Regions from separate parts of the Homo sapiens genome. Here regions 1 and 3 are each linked to region 2. The links are chromatin contacts, found by Hi-C or POLR2A ChIA-PET in ENCODE. All regions are on one chromosome and are shown on one strand. The core of a region is the stretch at or near the end of the contact, and the rest is flanking DNA. Distances in the headings are between cores, read along the strand shown. Region 1 holds the start of LINC01931 (long intergenic non-protein coding RNA 1931). Region 2 holds the start of RND3 (Rho family GTPase 3). Region 3 overlaps MMADHC-DT (MMADHC divergent transcript).

Region 1 (2,782 bases), core at 119-2,618, 630 kb before region 2:
ATTGATTGTCTTGAGCACTTTCATATTCAGAGTGATCCTCAACAGTGAAGTTTTAATATTTCTTTCTTGATAATAGGAGATAAACTAAATATGTGTTTCAGTATACTCATGGAGATAAAGTCTTTTAACAAGCCCAAGTTCAGGAACTGTGGTTATCAACATTGTTTCTAGATGATGGCTTCTTTTGCTCCTTCTTGAATGGAGTTTTAATGTTGTTAGTGTTTAGAGAGAAAGGTCTAACGTTTAGGACTCTTGGCCCTGCCAAACTTCCTTCCCTTAAGAGCAATGCCAGGAATAAACTCTTAAGAACAGAGGGGCAAACTAACAGTAAAGGCACAAGGGGCAATGCTTAAGCTGAGTCTTAAGGGACTAATTTTCCTCATCTTTAGAATCCTGCATAGACAGAGGTTCCACAGCATTTAGGAGAATATTGAAAACTGGGAGCTTCTGCAAGATGAGTGAGGAATTTGTGGGGACTGGCACTGAAGGAGCCCAAGTAACATGCTAAGAAGCTAGACTTTATTCTGTGTCCACTAGGGAATAACTGAGGAATGTTAAGCAAGAGAGAGATGTATATATAGTATGCAACTTTTAAAAAGAAGTCAGGAGACTGTGAAGAGCTGGATTGTAGGGTGTAACATGATGCCAGAAGTGTAGCTAGGAGACTCTTGGAAAAGCTTGGATAAGAGGACAGATCTGAGCTAAACATCTGACTGAGAAGATTAATAGAAATGCATGAATCAGCAAGAGATTCAGGTACTAAACTTATAGGTCTAGGTTTCTGCAAAAAAAAAAAAAAAAAAAAAAAAATGTAGTGAAACTATATAGAACCACTTAAGGAAGCACTGTATTACCAAAAATAGAAAAGAAGAAGATGACTAGCAGATTTCTGGCTATGGAAACAGGGCAATTGTTGGCATTTTAAACTGAGGTAAGGATTACTGAAAAAAGAGGGACTATTGGTAAGAAATGAGTAAAAATGATAAGTGAAATCTGAATGTATTAATTTCATTTGTTCATATGACACTGGACACAGATGTCCAGAAACTTATTCGTAAGTGTCATCAAGTCCAATGCTCTTCTTTAAATGCATGATAATACTAAGATTAAGAGGAAGGAAGTAAATTTAGAAAGATCACCCAAAGTCTTACAGAGCTGGAATTGAAACAGGAAGCTTCCGAGAGTCAATCCAGAATCTTTTTCTCTGAGTCAAAGCTTACCATGTCTTGCTGTTGTTTATTTAGTTAGTTAAAAGAAAAGTTGGTTGACCTAATAACAGGATTTTAATTCCAGGAAGGATTTTGCTTGAGTGTTGCCTTTTTGCCTAAGTTATTGCTATGTATGCTAGCTGTGTTTCAGCATTAATTGCATTTAGAAATGGTATAAATCCTGCTTTTGGAGCAAAATTCTATAAGAAGATGACACATCTCTGTGATGTCACAGTATCCTGAGAGGGTTTCTAAAGGCTATTGCTGAAAGAGTCATAATGTTCAGTTTGGGTGTCCCCATTTCCTCTTTTGTTTTATTCTGTTCAGCTGTTTTGGAATCAAGCAGAGGAAGTAACCCAAAGTGCATCTGGTTTAGAAGGATTCTCGAACTTCCCTCTCCAACATCTGCCTTGCTATGGGATCATTAAACAGAAGGCGACCTCACAAATAGCCGTTTGTCAAACAAGCAGCCTGTTTTTCTCGTGAGAAATGCCCTTTTGCCTAATATGGGTGTTGAAACTGTCGCTCATCAAAAGTAAAGTGTTTGCCCCTCATGGGTGAGCACTAGTAATGGGAATGTGACTAGTTCTGCAAAGTGAAGGCAGATGTTTGCAGAGAGGAGTCAACATTGAGAAAGTTTTTTAGAATCACATAAAAATATTATTAATAAAATATAACCTTTCTTAAGAAATAAAAAGCCCACAGCGGATCTTTCAGGCTTCAGTGAGGGCTGTTTATTTCAAAGGGTATTTTTCACAGTTGTTTCCATCCCAGTGATTCTAAAATGATACTTATTTAAAGTTATGGTGACTCAACGACATTTCTTTGGTTGTTTTGTTGTTTGAAGATTATTAGAAAATGGCAACATCTTAGCGTATTAGGTTCAATTTTAGTCAGTGGTATATTTTCATAATCCCATTTTTATAAGTATCAAAACATGTTGTAGATATTTAGATTGATATCAGACAGTGGCTTTGTTCAAGTTGGATGAGCCAAACAGGACTTGCACATTTTAAGGTGTCGGTTTTGATTTTTACCTTGTAAGTCTCTTTGTCTTTGGCTTCTGCCCATGAATTTCTGCTTAGCCAGAAAACATTGTGTGTTTGGTATTTTGTTGTTGTTTGGTTTTACTTTGTGTTATTGGCTATAGTTAAGGCAAACCTAGATGTTCATATTTATTCAATGTATAACCTTGTTTTGGGGTAAATTCTTTGGCTGAATCACTCCACACCAAATGCACAAACCTGTATATATCCACCCTGAAGCATGTCTCTACTTTAGGGTGATACAATCTTGACCTGTAACAAGTCTTTCTTTCCACTCGTGACATCAAGGTTATGAGTCCTACAATCACTTTAGTTGATGGAGTTCTCCACAATGTGTTGCAGGGCCTGGTGGTTAGGACTATGTTCCTATATTAGCCTCTCTGCGTGGCATGCTTACTAAAATGTGCACCAGTGGCTCTGACCTCTTTGATCACATGACGAAAGGGAAGGGGAGAGAGAGGGAAGGCTCTGTGATTATCTGATTCCCATGGAAGTTTTCCTTGTTTTGTTGCTGGAGCACTACAAGGC
Region 2 (2,926 bases), core at 351-2,850:
GTGGGCACCGAGGCACCGCGGGCGGCCGGCAGCGCGAAGAGGAGGTTCAGCTGCTGCCCGGCCCCTGCGCCACCAGCGCATTCCTGGGTGTAGGCGTCACGGGCGCCGCGGCTGCCTGCGCTCAGTTTCTTTCCCTCAACAGCGGCAATTGCACGTAACCGCGTCGCCTCTGGGATTTTCTCCCGCCTCCCATCACCCCCGCGGCGCTCCCCGCCTCCCCGCCAACCAGCAGGTTAGATCTAGGAGGGGCGCCCGCCTTGAGCCGGGTGGTTCCGCCGAGGCGCACGCAGCGCCCATGCAACACCCCACAGTATCGGGCCACCTCGGCCGACCCAAGGCGACTTGACCACGACTCCGCGGGCGGACTGCGCCTGGCCACTAGTGGCTCCAACCGCGGGGTCACCCTGCGGGCACACAGCGCTCTCCTCTCCCCACTGCTATCTCCTCGTCCACGCTGTCGTCTGCCGCCCCCACCCAGAAGGGATACAATTTTCGCCCAACAGGGACCGTGGGAATCCCTTGGGAGGGGCGCAGACGGCTTGTAGCGCGCGGTTTCCCGAGACCCGCCGCGCATCCCCCAGCGACTGGAAACCCGCCCCAAGCGCCACGCGGTCCTCCCACTCTTACCCGAAGTGTCCCACAGGCTCAACTCTATTCTTTGTGTGTCGATTTCAAAACTGGCCGTGTAATTCTCAAACACTGTAGGAACGTAATTCTGGATAGACAAAATGGGCAAAAGAGGAAGGAAAGAGGGCAAAGAGGTTACGTTTAAACGCACGACACCCATTGAACACCCTTCCCCTCCCCGCTCCCCAGTTAAGAAAGAAAACCTTCACACATCAGACCACACACTAAGCACATGGACCCTTTCCGAAACCCCTGTCCTACTCCCCACTCACCCCACCCGGCTCTCACAGATCTGCTGACCCGAATCTCCCAACCCCAGGTTATGCACACAGGAACGAACAAGTTTCAGGAGCTAACCAGCCCATGTGCAGGCGCGTCCCAACCCTAAAAGCTTCCAGCGCACTTTCCCTTTCCCCGCAGTCTAATCAGGGGAAAGTAGTAAGGACCGAGAAAGACTTTTTTTTTTCTTTTTTTTTTTTTTTAAGGGAAAACGGATGAAAGCGGGGAGGCCCACCTCGGGACTGGGATCCCACTGGCCGACCCCCTCGTGGAAGCCGCGGCCGGCCACACTCACCTCGGGGAAGCAGTCCTTGGCGAAGACATGGAGCAGCGCAGTTTTTCCACACTGACTGTCTCCCACCACAACTATCTTGCATTTCACGTTCTGATTAGGATCCATGATAGATTTGCTGGATAATTTCTGGCTGGCTCTTCTCTCCTTCATTGATGTTGCCTTATTTTCTCTTGGAACAGGAATTTTCTCTTAAGAAGAAAAAAAAAAATATATATATATATATATATTTCTCTCTTTATAAAAAGCAGATATAAAAATAAATCACAAGGCTGATGGGCAACCTCTGAAACGCGGCGCAGACGAGGAGGAGAGCGAGAGGAGCAGGCTGGTTACTCCCCTCCAACAAGTTTTAAGCCTGACTCCTCACCGCGCCTCCCAAGTCCAATTCCGAGCCGACTGCTTTGTTTCACGCTCTCTGCGCGGCTTTATACGCCCGGCCTTCCAATCCTCTTCTTTCTCAATGAGAGGAGGAAACTGATCTGCCTCCTCCCCTTTTATGGAGCCTGGGAGCGAGCGCTGTTGGCGTTGCATGCCGAAAATGTAAGCAGTGCGCCCTCTAGGGTGCCCATTCGGGATCTATTTTAGACCAAGGCTCTTAGACAACATGAAGATCCCAAAGATGCTTTGCTGACAAGTCCACAGGGCAAGGTGGGAAACTGGTATCTGTGCATACTGATTTGAACTACAATCCCTTTAAATATAGTTTAATAGGGGCTTATCTGTAGAAGCCTCATGAGCATTTATGAAAACAAAAACATTTCCCACCCAAGTTAAAGGACAGTGATAAAACATAGGAAGCAAATCTTGGGTGGAGAATAGTTGAGTGGTTCTATTTTTTTTTTTAATGGTTTGTATCAGGTACATAGGCCATGGACCAATAGATCAGCCTCTTTATTCCAGATGCAAGAACAGGCTTGCCTGGGTCACGGTAGTAGACTGGCTTCTGAAACCTGTCAGTTTCAGTCGTACAAGTGGAGGCAGAAAGGTTTCGAGGGGTGGGTACAGGAGGTGGGAGGGGAGAAGAAAGAGAAGTGGAAGATGCCCATGACTGAGTGACAAAGGCCATTGGAAACTCAACCCTACTGCGCTAGGGACCCAAACACTTGTCAGCTTAGTTGCACCTCCCCACATTTGCAGTGAGGGGACTGGTGGGGGGGCAGATTTTGATACTATTAATTCTTTATCTATAGCCTCCATCTTCCCGGAATCAAAGCACCCTAGACTGGACTCAGAAGGCACAAACATCTTTAGCTGAAAAATGCAGATACAACCCTCCACCCTCTCTTCTGTCCTCCTCCACATCCATCTCCCTAGCCCTCCAACTCTTCCCCGCAAGCAAAAATCTTAGAAAGGACCAGAATAGCCCGCACATTTGTTCTTTTTCTATGAGAAGTCTTTCTTTTTCTCATCTTCAGCTCCTGCACCCTAAATGCTCAGGAGGTTTCAATTGTTACAATGTAGTAGCACACTGGCCAAAACCAGCTTATATGGTCCCCTGTGGAGACTCCTAGGCTTGTAAATGAGAAGATAAGGTGAAAACAAACAAATCAGAAAGTTTAACATGGGAAGTGAAAAGGCACAATGAAGAGTTGTCAAAAGCACTGATGTAAGTAGTGGACTGGTAGGGCCCCTGAAGCCTAGGGGATCCAGGAATGATGTCCTATTTGGGGCTGAGAAAATTGGAGCCCCCTCAAAGATCATTGACTCAGACTCCATCGGTGGGTC
Region 3 (2,993 bases), core at 246-2,745, 840 kb before region 2:
CATGCTAAGCTCACACTGGCCTCACAAAGTAGACATGATGGGGCAATACTTTCCAAATCAAATTGAAGTATTTGACATTAGCCCCACATCATTCACACACACTTATACTAATAAGGATTTTTAGCCACAGAAAATGAATTTTTAGTCTAACTAGTTTAAGCACAAAGGATTTATTGAGTGTGAAGACAGCTTAAAGAATTTTGGGGAAGAGTGAAACAACTTCCAGGTATGATTTCAAAAGTCCCTAGACTGCCCAGGGAGCTGATTCCCCTGCTTGATTAGGAAGTTGCAGCTGCCAACTCCAGAACCTTATTACCTCTTATAATTTACCATGAAGAAGTTACCAAATCAGAGAGCTACTTCTATAACTGTCAGCTCTAGAACATACTTTCCTTTCCATGGTTCTTGCTGGAAAAATGAATGCCTTGCACTCTGCCTCTCTCCCCAGGCAGGTCAGTGTGAACCAAAATTTTGTGTCAGCACATTTGATAGGCAGAGGCCAGATCTCATCCAGAACCTACCTGCAAGGGTTCTGGGAAATGTAGATTTTAGTTTTCCAACACCCAATGTTTTTAGACTGGAAGTTGAATGAATCACTTCATCATCCAGAAAGTCATGTTTCCTATCAGCCTTTTTCCTCACAAGGATACAGGAAGCTTAACATCACAAGCAGGGCAGGAGGAGCTGGTACTTGATGTGTTTAGCAAAGCAATAGTCATAAAGAATTAGAAGTTATTTAAAATTTTAGCATTAGTCAGGCACAGTCCCAGCTACTTGGGAAGCTGAGGCAGGAGGATTGCTTGAGCCCAGGAGTTCAGGGTTGTAGTACACTATGATCATACCTGTGAGTAGCCATTGCACTATAGTCTGGACAACATAGCAAGACCCAGTCTCCTAAAAGGGGGAAAAAAGGAGAAGAAACAGGGGAAGCAGCCAAAATGGCCGAATAGAAACAGCTCAAGTCTGTGGCTTCCACTGAAAAGAATGAAAATGGCAAGTGAACTCTGCATCTTCAACTGAGGTACCCATGTTCTCTCATTGGGCCTGACTAGGCGGTTGGCACTATCCATGGATCTCATTCATGAAATGAAAAATGATATAGAGGATAGCATCACTGATCCCACAGAAATACAAACAACCACCAGGGAATACTATAAATACCTCTATGCAAATGAACTAGAAAATCTAGAAGAAATGGATAAATTCCTGGATACATACACCTTCCCAAGATGGAACCAGGAAGAGGCTGAATCCCTGAATAGGTCAATAACAAGTTCTGAAATTGAGGCAGTAATAAATAGCCTACCAACAAAAAAAGCCCAGGACCAGACGGATTTACAGCTGAATTCTACCAGAGGTACAAGGAGGAGCTGATACCCTTTCTTCTGAAACTATTCCAAACAATTGAAAAGGAAGGACTCCTCACTAACTCATTTTAAGAGGCCAGCATCATCCTGATACCAAAACCTGGCAGAGATACAAGAACAACAACAAAAACTTCAGACCCATTGTAGAAGGCAGATATAATGGAAGGACAGGGAGAGAGGAGTGAGTCACAGAGAGGTAGAGGAAAGTAGATGTCAGGATCATTTTTTTCCTCCACTGTTAGAACCAAACAGGAGAAATCATGGGATTCAGCTTCCTAGCAGGTTCCTCTCTCACCCAATAAACTCAATGGGGCAGCATGGATAAGCTGAGGGACTGCTGGAGTACAGCTTTCCTAAGACATTGCATTTCTGTGTATTGTGTGGTTGTGCAAACCGGATTCCTGTGTGGCCCTGAGTGGAGAGGATATGAAAGGCAGATAAGTTGAATATCAGCAGACACACTAACCAGAGTCACAAGGAGTGAGTCACCCTTCAGCAGAGCTGAGAGCTGACAACCCAGGCCTTGGAACTGGATGGAAACTGTGGAGACATTTAGAGGGATGTGTAGTGTCATGGAAAGCTGAGATGAGGCTGAATCAGAGATGAGGCTGAACAGCTGGTTTCAAACCACTGGGCGGAGAAAAACCAGCTCTTCACCGGAGCCTCCCATTATCTGTGAATTCCAGCAAGATGAATAGCAACTGAGAAGACAAGCAACATTGCTGAAGAGACCAGGGGACATAGAGGACACTGTATGGATATGAGGACTTCTTTATCCCTAAAGCCCTAAAGCTTTAGATAGCAATCTTGGTGCGAAACTGGGGTAGGAGGCTAGGAATCTAATCAACGAAGTGCTTTCTACCTAAAGAGATTACACTTTATTTTTAAAAAGTGCTTAAAATATCATAAGGTTATTGGATTGAACTAAATGTTAACTTCTTCCTGTTACTAACAGGCTTTAAGAAGATGATCCAGGCAGTTGTAACCCAAATAATGATGTAGATTTTCTTTGTACATGTGGGTTTTAGAGTGAGTAACTTTGTGACACTGACAGATATCTCTTTTTCTGACAGAAACATCTTCCCTATCACTTCACTAGGAAGTAGAAGTATTGCTTCCCTGACTTAAAGCAGGGATGTTGCCAGAGTGGGAGATGGGTCTACATCCCCACACTTAGAATCTGTGCATTTATTGAGATAAGCTTTACTCTGCATTGCAAAGGGTTAAACCAAAGAAAACACCACCACCACCACCACCACCACCACCACCAACAACAACAACAATAAGCAAACCCTAGAATACCTTTTTTACTAGTAGAGCAGATGTCAGCAAACTACAGCCTGTGGGCCAAATCTGTCTTGTCACCTAAAGTTTTATTGGAACACAACCATTCTCATTCATTTACATATTATCTATATCTGCTTTGTCAAACTTAAGTAGTTGGAACAGAGATTGTATGTCCCACAAAGCCTAAAATGTTTACTATCTGGCCCTTTATGGAAAAGACAAAGCTTGCCAATGTCTTCCATAAAGTATAAAAAATAAGTACATGCTAGTGAAATGCATTTTATACTAAAGGAACACAGAATTGGAGGGGAATCATCATGGGATAGTGTTCACCAAAAA

What was found. Hi-C counts contacts between places; a loop is a spot of excess contacts on that map. ChIA-PET counts read pairs that join two places held with the same protein, here RNA polymerase II (POLR2A). Pooled maps may share reads with other maps.
Region 1: a loop to region 2 is called in a map of endothelial cell of umbilical vein, with 3 times the contacts of the local background. The contact joins the promoter of LINC01931 here to the promoter of RND3 in region 2. A Hi-C loop is called at or near these places in 1 of 168 maps with a recorded cell type or tissue (endothelial cell of umbilical vein). POLR2A ChIA-PET finds 5 or more read pairs at or near these places in 1 of 52 experiments (PC-9).
Region 3: a map of endothelial cell of umbilical vein shows a loop between it and region 2 (5-fold over the local background). The contact joins the enhancer-like site here to the promoter of RND3 in region 2. A Hi-C loop is called at or near these places in 1 of 168 maps with a recorded cell type or tissue (endothelial cell of umbilical vein) and 2 of 50 pooled maps. POLR2A ChIA-PET finds 5 or more read pairs at or near these places in 3 of 52 experiments (A549, BJ and H1).

Annotation. Positions count from the first base shown.
Region 1 is chr2:149,857,823-149,860,604 of GRCh38, forward strand. It overlaps LINC01931 (long intergenic non-protein coding RNA 1931), which reads right to left and starts at 1,369. Exons shown (of 5, transcript NR_145421.1): 1 at 1,221-1,369; 2 at 1-781.
Region 2 is chr2:150,486,067-150,488,992 of GRCh38, forward strand. RND3 (Rho family GTPase 3) reads right to left here and starts at 1,601. Exons shown (of 6, transcript NM_005168.5): 1 at 1,483-1,601; 2 at 1,202-1,389; 3 at 628-715. The coding sequence starts at 1,351.
Region 3 is chr2:149,646,941-149,649,933 of GRCh38, forward strand. The region is part of intron 1 of MMADHC-DT (MMADHC divergent transcript); the gene reads left to right. Among named protein-coding and RNA genes, the nearest start is that of MMADHC, 61 kb to the left of the region's middle. Within about 2 kb of position 1,496, at least 4 of the 41 ENCODE cell types and tissues checked have a DNase peak (open chromatin) inside an H3K27ac peak, as active enhancers do; they include endothelial cell of umbilical vein, where a contact is called at or near this core.